Regions from separate parts of the Homo sapiens genome. Here region 1 is linked to region 2. The links are chromatin contacts, found by Hi-C or POLR2A ChIA-PET in ENCODE. All regions are on one chromosome and are shown on one strand. The core of a region is the stretch at or near the end of the contact, and the rest is flanking DNA. Distances in the headings are between cores, read along the strand shown. Region 1 overlaps THRB (thyroid hormone receptor beta). Region 2 has its middle 62 kb from the start of LINC00691.

What was found. A loop is a pair of places that touch in the nucleus more often than their neighbours do. ChIA-PET counts read pairs that join two places held with the same protein, here RNA polymerase II (POLR2A).
Region 1: a loop to region 2 is called in a map of dorsolateral prefrontal cortex, with 4 times the contacts of the local background. The contact joins two enhancer-like sites. A Hi-C loop is called at or near these places in 2 of 168 maps with a recorded cell type or tissue (PC-9 and dorsolateral prefrontal cortex). POLR2A ChIA-PET finds 5 or more read pairs at or near these places in 1 of 52 experiments (T-cell).

The regions. Positions count from the first base shown.
Region 1 is chr3:24,238,744-24,243,379 of GRCh38, reverse strand. The region is part of intron 3 of THRB (thyroid hormone receptor beta); the gene reads left to right. Among named protein-coding and RNA genes, the nearest start is that of THRB-AS2, 90 kb to the right of the region's middle. Within about 2 kb of position 1,264, at least 9 of the 41 ENCODE cell types and tissues checked have a DNase peak (open chromatin) inside an H3K27ac peak, as active enhancers do.
Region 2 is chr3:24,039,125-24,044,038 of GRCh38, reverse strand. No RefSeq gene overlaps it. Among named protein-coding and RNA genes, the nearest start is that of LINC00691, 62 kb to the left of the region's middle. Within about 2 kb of position 1,263, at least 3 of the 41 ENCODE cell types and tissues checked have a DNase peak (open chromatin) inside an H3K27ac peak, as active enhancers do.

The DNA.
Region 1 (4,636 bases), core at 15-2,514, 200 kb before region 2:
GCAGATGGGGCAGATCCTTGTGGGAGCCACAGTGGGATTTTGAGCAGAGGGGTGACAGGAGCGGAATCGTATCCTACCTGTTGGAATGCCATTTTAAACAGAGATGAGAAGGGGCAAGGGCAGATGCAGGAGACCCCTGGATACTACTTCAGAGGCTACTTTAGGGCCTCTAAACCTAAGTGGCTCTCAATCTTGGCTGGGCATCAGAATCACCCACGCTGCTTTACAAACTGAGGCCTGAGCTACAGACACTAATTGGCCTGGAGTGCACCTGGGCACTGGGATTTTTTTTTTTTTTTTTTTTTTTTTTTCAAAGGTGCGCAGGTGATTTTGATGTGAAAGCCAGGTTGACCATGAGAGCTTTCAGAGCACTAAGTAGTCCCCCTGATTTGACTTTGCAGCTAGGAAACAAAACCCCACAGATGACCCCTCTTGCTCATTGGCAAAGCTGTGCTGAGAGGCAGCCAAAAATCTTGCTGCTATAGCAGTGGCAGGACTGGTGCTGCAGACAGTGTGCAAACTGGGATGGGGCTGGCTGGAGCCCACCTGGATCATCAGACCTTGAGGTCAATCTCATTCTTTGGCTGGATGCAAACACGAGCCTCTGAATGTGAGAGCAAGGCTTTCTCTCTGCACCTAAGAAAGGGCTTATTGTAATATATTAGGGCAGAAGAGAAGGATAAGGCTAGAACCTCAAGAAGAAGGTATGTGATTCACTCAACAAACAGTGTTTAAGAATAATAGTGACAGTGTGCCAGGCATTGTGCAAGGAGCAGCTGAGAAAAAAATAAGGTTTAACTGTCCTTGCCCAAGCCAAATGGCTCAAAGTGAGCACCGTCTAATATTTCAAAATGTGTTATTTGTGGGAAGGCTTTAAATAAGCCAGAGGGGAGGGGGGATTCTTCAGTTGCATATCTGAGCTGCTGGCATTTCTAATTCAGAGGGATGAATAGAACATTATTGTGTTGCATCGGTACAAGTACAGCAGGAAAAAAAAAATGCTTGGAGCCGTGAGCCGAACATGAATCAGCAATCTGGTTCTATTGTTCGGAAAATAATCACCATGCTGGGAGCATGGAATTTAAGAATCATGCAGAAATGCCCTTCCCCCTCCCAGCAGGAAACAGACATTGGCTAAAACATGCCATCTTGTTTTTGGCTTCCTGAGCTGAAAAGAATGTAAAAAACTTGGAGAGGATTTAGGGAAAGCTGATTTGTAAATATGGAAAATACAACCCATAAGAAATGGGAGATAATTTAGACCCAGTGTTGGCAACCTCTCAGAGGTGGCACGCCAAGGGAGTGTTTATTCACTCTTGTGAGCAGGCAGTACAGCTGCCCTAGCTTCAAGAAATAACTCATGTTTTTTGAGTTCCTACTATGCACTGATCAGTGTGCTAACTTGTGGGGGGAGGAAGGAGAGTGGTCCCTACCTTTTGAAGACCTTCTAATTTGTGGCGATGGGCAGGGGAGTGCACCAATACTATAAAGCAGTAGTTCTCACACTCAAGTGTGCATCAGAAACATAGGACCCGAACCCCACCTTCAGAGTTTATAACTCATTAGGTCTGGGATAGAGGCGGTGCATCTGCATTGCCATCTTGTTCCCAAGTGATCTGATTCTGCTGCCTGCATACTTTGAGAACCCCGCTCTAAGAAAATAAGTACAAGGGGCAGGCAAGGAGGGTTCAATACAGAAGTCCACTAGAAAGGTGCACTTGGTTTGTTGGTGCAATAGCAGGTACCCCTTTTTGGATCTGTTCTCTAGCACCTAGCTAATGAGTGTTAATTGGCAACGTGCTTTGGATAGATCACACTGGCCATGACTGCCACCATCCAAGGAAGGGTGACAAGAGGCACAAGAATAGATTTCTCTGTAGGCCTGAGGAAGTTGAGCAGGACATAATACAGTAAGACATACACATGTGGCCTCGCAGTGGCAGAGCAAATGGCTGTAGGGTTAAGAGGACAGTAGGGTGACCTGTCTCCACGCTCAAACTCAAGCACTTCTCCCATGAGCAGAAGGTCTCAGTGGAATCACCTGAGTGGCTTTTCTAAGTACGCATTATTGGGCCCAGGCCTGGAGACGGTGAGCAAAGCTCCTCAGATGATTCTGCCGTGAAAACCCCTCCTTGAGAACTGAGAATGCTTTTTCTGCATCCTGTGTGGTTGTGCCCCATACTTACAAGTAAGCAGAGTGCAAAGCCAATCTTTTGGAAAATACAAAATCAAAGTGCCCAATGGGTACACTCCCCTTCCCATTGTGTCTCATTGCCGTTTTGTTGCCACAGGAGTTGAGCGTCCCAAATTCAGGTGTGCCCATTTAAAATGCAAGTGGCCCTCAGTGGGCACAGTCCACCAACACAGCTGGACGTGTTGGCCAGAGTAAGCTGCCGTTCACTGGAAATATTCTAGAGAAGGCTGACCGTGTGCTGGTCAGGATGGAAAGGTGGGGGTGCCTGCCATGTGTTGAGTGAGTACAGCCTACCAGGATGGCACCTTAGTTCCTCCAACATGTTCTTAAATGGATCAGGCTGGTGGTTCTCAACATGTGGGCCCTGGAAAGTATATCCAGATCACCTAGGAACTTGTTAGAAATGCAGACTCTCAGGCACCCCAAACTAACTGAATCAGAAACTCTGGGAATGGAGCCCAGCAATTGGTTTTAACAAACCCTTCACATGCTCACCAAAGTTTGAAAGACACTAGTTTAGCTTATGCTATAGGTAGCTCCTTGCTACCTGTAAGTCAGAAGCAGCACAGAATTGGAATGCAGGCAACCGGTCATTTATTCATCTACTGAGGTATTCGTACAACTCTTCCAACATGGTGAACATCTTGTGCTCATTTGTCTGATTTTCACCTAAGAATGTGAAGTGTTCAGTATCTAGCCAGCTTCTCAGCTATGGTTGGCATCCGTGTAATTTCCAGTGATAATCTGACTTACTGCATCCTCTTCTCAGATTATATAAGGGCTGTGTTCTTTTACTTTTTAGATTCTTCGTCACAGCCTCCCCATTTGACGCGGGCTCAGTAAACTACTGAATAATAACCAAGCCTGATTTATTCCCAGGACTGCCTTAAATCCTGCTAAGACTTCACTCTGTGTCTCTTTCTCATATCCTCCACACCAAGTGGTAAGCCAGGCCGACTCACTTGGCTGTATGAAACTTTTTAATGGCACCTTTAGGTCAAATGTTGTGGCCATGGTCTCACAAAGAGTGAGGGGTGAAAGGAGATACTGCAAATCACACTTCTAGACTTTTCACTGATTTTCAAAGCTGTTATAGCCATGGTTCCCAAAATCTGTACCAGAGCACCTTGGGTACCACAGCAACCCCACAGAAATACAGTGGGATGTTTTTAATTTTTGAGGGAAACCCAGAAACAACTGTCAGACACCATGCAAATCCACCTGTCAAGCTGTTTGGACCTCATAACTTCATAAACAGGGCATTTAAGTATTTCTTTTGACCTAGGGTCACCGTAAAAAATATTACTGAAACACTAAGAGTGACATACACTGAGAAAGTTGGGAATCTCTGTTACAGCATGACTGTCCCCAGGTATAGTTTAACTGTACACATTCTGGCAGGATCATGCATTCAAGCCATCACATTGCAGGAAATACACATTCTAAATTTAAATATTAGCAGGGGAGAAGCTGAAAGAAAATTAGAACTATATGCATCTTTGAGGGACTTCTTTCCTTTATAACCTTCCTACCCAGACCTACCCATCCTAGCTCCCTGAGACAACCCTTAACCAAGGCTCCTGTGATTTTTCAAAATAATAAATAATAATGATAGAGGCCAAGACAGGAGAATTGCTTAAGACCAGTAGTCCGAGACCAGCCTGGGCAACATAGCAAGACTCCATCAAATAATAATAATGATGATGTAAATTCTCATTTAGTGTCCCAAATATGATGGATTAATTCTTGCAAATTGGAACTAATGATTGCTCTAATTGCTCTGGTGCATTCCTGAAAATCACCTTTGATACACACTGTTGAAAGACAAATTCAGGCTGTGTGTGCTATACCATGCACCTGACACCTCACAGAAAGCCACTGGAATTTCTGATAAAGAGCCAACAGAACCTTTACCAAGCAGAATTAAACAAGAACCTAATGTGCGACTGAATGCAGTGGCTCACGCCTGTAATCCCAGCACTTTCAGATGCCGAGGTGGGCAGATCACTTGAGGCCAAGAGTTCAAGACCAGACTGGCCAACATGGTGAAACCCTGGGTCTACTTAAAATACAAAACTTAGCCAGGCATGGTGGCTTGTGCCTGTAATTCCAACTACTCAGGAGGCAGAGATAGGAGAATTGCTTGAACCCAGGAGAAAGAGATTGCTGTGAGCTGAGATCATGCCACTGCACTCCAGCCTGGGTGACAGAGCAAGACTCTGTCTCAAAAAAAAAAAAAAAGAACCTAATGCGTGAGAATGGAGACAAAGTTTCCGAAGTCAATTTCTGCAAGAGCTTTGCAATGTAGCCCCATGTCCCCTGCCCCCCATTTGACACTGAAGAAGTAGTAAACAGTTATATTTATTAGGATAATTTTATTTTCATCTTCAAGGGAATTTCAGGAGCACAGCAGTCTTCATAACACTCCATTTAGGAAGATTA
Region 2 (4,914 bases), core at 14-2,513:
CACAACCTCCAATGAACGAATGTTCCTCATTTTGAAGGGACTGACAAGAGGCTCCAATTGGCATTTCATGTGCCTACATTCTATATGGGGTGGAATTTTCCAATTGCCTAGAACAGCTGCAATGACTAAGATTTGAGACAAAGTTTGACTCTTTAAAACATCATACAGCTTAACAGAGAGAGTAGACATTTGGAGACAGCTGTATGTTCACCTACCATCTCAACCACTTTTTACCTGTGTGACTTAGGAAAAATTACTTAACCTCCATGAATCTAGATTTCCTCATCTGGAAAACTTGAATAAAATGATACCTATTTATAGGGTTTTTGTGAAGATTAAGTAACATACATGTTTTATTTAATGTTTGGTATTATGTGAGTGTGATGGTTGTTTTTTTTAATGGCCATAAATCCCTCACACTACTCCCATTAGAAGTGAAATATATCCCTTCTCCTATTGACTTTGGGTGGGCTTATGACTGCTTTAAGCAGTAGAGTATGATAGGAGTGATCTCCAAGGCTGGGGCAAAAAAAAAGCCTTTCAGAGCTGCCTGGTCTCTTGGAACCCCTGCTCTGGGAGGAGTCAACTCCCACACCAGCAGCCTGACTAACCTAACATAACCGTGATGGAGCGACCGCCTGCAGGTGCTCCAGGCAACAACCCCCATGGAGCTCCCAGTGGACAGGCAACGTAAATTGCCAGCTGGCCACATGAGTAAGCCAGCTTTACATCCAGCCCAAGAAAGCCTTCAGATACTTAACATCAGACTGCAACCCCAACAAGAACCACTCAGCAAAGCCCCTTCTAGAGGACTGGCCCACAAAATCATGAGCAAAATAAAATGGTTTATACTATGACATGTTGGGTAGTTTGTTACACAGCCGTAGTAACCAGAGCAATGAACAATAGTAAATGGTAGCATACACTAATATGAACATAGTTTCCAAATCGCATAAGTCCTAGAATCAGGCCTTTCACGTTCCAACGTGTGAATACTGGGGGGCATCCCAGCTCAGCACTGTCCTGGCTGAATCAGTCTACACTTATAGTGACCGCTCTTCAGAGCCTAGTTTCTTTCCATTCTCTGCTAGGTTTCCTGTCTAACTTCTAGATCAAGAAAGTCTGGATAAACTTCAGATAAACACTTTAAAATTATTTCCTGGAAGCTCACCAAACTGAACATGTGAATCCTCCCCAGTCTGCACAATTGAAAACAAGTTATATAATTTCTGTTTCTCAAGGCGGAAAGGGCTGTGCAAGACTGAGAACACTGGGACTGTTGCCTGTCGTCTGGAATCACATTTTAAATAAACAGACAAAGTGAACTGCATAGAAATGATGAAGAATGAAATGGCAGAAATAGAAATTAAAGAGCAATGGGGACTACAGAAGCTATTTCTGTCTCTCACTGAGAATTCCTCATGGCTTAGGTTAAATGTTTATTTCTAAGGGAGTGGATTATTTTTAATGTCTGAACAGAACGCCTCCATGACATCCATTATTTCAAAATGCCTAAGACATGCTTCTCAGATCTAAACGTCACCGAAGGATTGAGGAGCAGCTTGAGGCTCACGCTAAGTGCGTATGTTTTTCTTTCAGCTATTTGTTCCATCAGCTATCTCAATTATTTATAGAATTCATTCTCCAATGAGGAAGTTATGTTCCGTAGAGACTAGAATTATTTTAAGTTCTATTTTTCTCCTCCTGTCTGCTTTCTTCACTGGTCAACACTCTCCAGTCCATCTATTTAGGACAGTTTCCTCTGGGATGGCACTTGAAGCTTATAGAAGACAGAAAAGAAACAGATCAGATTTGAACCTCACAAATATGATATTTGTGGTTGTGTCTTCTCCTTCTAATCCATACTTTCCGGATGTCTTGTGGCATATTTAAGAAACATTTGCAGATGTGTAAGTATTTTTAAAAACATTCAGGATCCTGAAATCATTACAGCAATCACTTTAAAATAGCTGTATGAATATCTAGAAAAATAAAATTAGATTGTTAGTGCCCTAGTGTCTTGGTCCCCAAACTTTACTGATTACTGGAACCACTCAGAGAATTTATACAAATGCAGATTCCTGGATTTTGTCTCAGGAAAATGGAATCAGACTCTCTGGGAGAGGGGCTAAAGAATTCATGTATATTAGATGCTTTCAGGTGATTTATGGCTGGCCAGCTTTGGTAGTCTTAGCCCAACTGCACCTATGCCCTGCTAGAAAACCTCAGGAGGAAGGGGCTGTCAGCAAGCAATGTGTGGGTACTAGGGGAAGGTCCACCATTCACCCAGACTCTTCCAAGTGCCTAAATAGGGCTACGCAGGCCCTCCTTCCATTTATTCAAATAACAAACATCTTTTAGGAGTCTAATATAAGTGAATTATAAGAAGACAGGGAACAGAAGAATACGACATTCTCTGCCATCAAGAAACTCAGAATCTACTCACTCAGTCATTCATTCATTCACCAAATGTTTATTGAGCATCTGCTATATACTATTCTAGACAATCAAGATACAGTAGTAAACGAGCATAGTTCCTGTCCTCATGAGATATGGTATTTAACACAATTTACACCCCTGTTTTAAGAAGATAAACAGGTAACCTATAAGCTTGGCTTTGACCATTGCATTAGGCACCTCTTTAGGCAGAAGCAATACCTAATTTGCATTAACCTGAGCATGAGTGCCTCCTTAAATTCTGCACCCTAGACACCTTACCTGCCTCATCCTAGTTCAAATCATGAGGTTCAGTGGTGTCCTAGATGGGATCACAGCATGTGCAAAGGCAAAAACATGCTAATGTGCATGAAATGTTCCAAAAATAATGAATAATCTAGGACAGCTTAAGTATAGAATACAGGGGGTAGAGGAAGTGGCTGGAGATTTTACTGTGAATGAAGCTCCAATCTCCAGTTTGTGAAGTTCCTTGCATGCCAAATGTCTCCTTTCTGTCCATTTGATGATCATATTATCTATTTTGTATTTTAGAAAGATCACCAGGATGGTAATGTAAAAATGGGGTTGAGGGGGAATGGATTGGAGACCAAGAAACAAATAAAGTCGCTGTTATAGTAGTATTATAAAAGGGCAATAAATATTTGAAATGAGGCAGTGCCCTAAATGGAAAGGAAGCATTGGTATTCAAAGTTATAGGAATGTGGATGAGAGAAGAAAACTCTAGGACCACCAAAGTTGAGGAATCTAATTATACCCTTCTCTATAAGGATGAATGAGAAACAAACAGAGGTAATAAAGTAAATTTGCCTGTTTCATCCTTGACACTGCATGAAGGGAAATTGTTTTTGTTTTTATAATTCACTATCACAGACTAGCTCTCACATAGGCTTGTGGTCCAAATTCATACTAACTATGTGGTAAACACAACACCACACACACACATCCCTCAAGTATAGAAGTTAATTTAAAGTTACTCCTGGGTTAGCAGTATGCCAAGGCAAATGGAAGAAGCAAACACAAATCCTCACTGGAGTAACATCATCATCCCAGGCTTCAAAAAATTCTCGTAAATTTCCAAGGAAAATGAACAGCTCACAGTATAAAACGCCACACACAGAAACACTGTATTGCAAATGAGAGCCAGGAAAAACAATAGAATATATAGTCATCCCCATAAAGACTGCCAATATTGGAACTATACGATACTTTTAAAAAATAACAATATTTTATGTGGTTAAGGAAATAAGTCAATTTTGAAAATATGAACCAGAATGGAGAAAATAAGACAACTTTGAAAATACGAACCAGAATGCATCTGAGAGAGACAAAGAGACAGAAACATAAAATAGTGGTTTGAAAGCTTAGAGGATAGTCTAGAGGGTCCCCCATGTGTCCAGTTAGAGCTCCAGGAAGAATTAATAGAAGGGGGAGGAAGTACTACTTAAGGAAAATATGGCTGAGAATTTTCCAGAACTGTCAAAACATAGCAACCCTTACATCAAGGTCATGTTGTTTCTTAGAAATTCTCACTGAAGGACAGGCGCAGTGGCTCACATCTGTAATCCCAAAATTTTGGGAGGCCCAGGTGGGCGGATCACCTGAGGTCGGGAGTTCGAGACCAGCCTGAGCACCATGGAGAAACCCCATCTCTACCAAAAATACAAAATTAGCCAGGCATGGTGGTACATGCCTGTAATCCCAGCTACTTGGGAGGCTGAGGCAAGAGAATTGCTTGAACCCAGGAGGTGGAGGTTGTGGTGACACGAGATCATGCCATTGCACTCCAGCCTGGACAACAAGAGTGAAACTCTGACTCAAAAAAAAAAAAAAGAAAGAAAGAAATTGTCACTGAAACAAATCAATGAAGCCTCAGAAGGCACAATACAAAGAAAAGGTTATAAAAAGAAAGAAAAAAGATTTCCTACAAAGAAAAGGCAATTATAGTTGAATTGACGAAAGCAAAAATGAAAGTCAATACACAGTGAAAAATATCATTATTGTACACAGAAAGAAAATAACTGTCATCTTAGATTTTCTTGCCTAAAGAAAAGAACAAGAAAGGGGCCGGATGCAGTGGCTCACACCTGTAATCCTAGCACTTTGGGAGGCTGAGGCGGGGAGATCACATGAGACCAGGAGTTCGAGATAAGCCTGGCAACATGGCAAAACCCTGTCTCTACCAAAAATACAACAATTACTCAGGCATGATGGCACGTGCCTGTAGTCCCTGCTAGCTACTCAGGAGGCTGAGGCATGAGAATCACTTGAACCAGGAAGGAAGAGGATGCAGTGAGCCGAGATCATGCCACTGCACTCTGCCCTCCTGGATGATGGAGCAAGAATCTGTCTCAAAGGAGAAGAAAAGAACAAGGAAGAATTAAAGTCAGTTTTAAACAAACAAAAACTGAATGAGTTTACCATCAATAGATCTTTAATGAAAGAAAACCCTAAAGGACT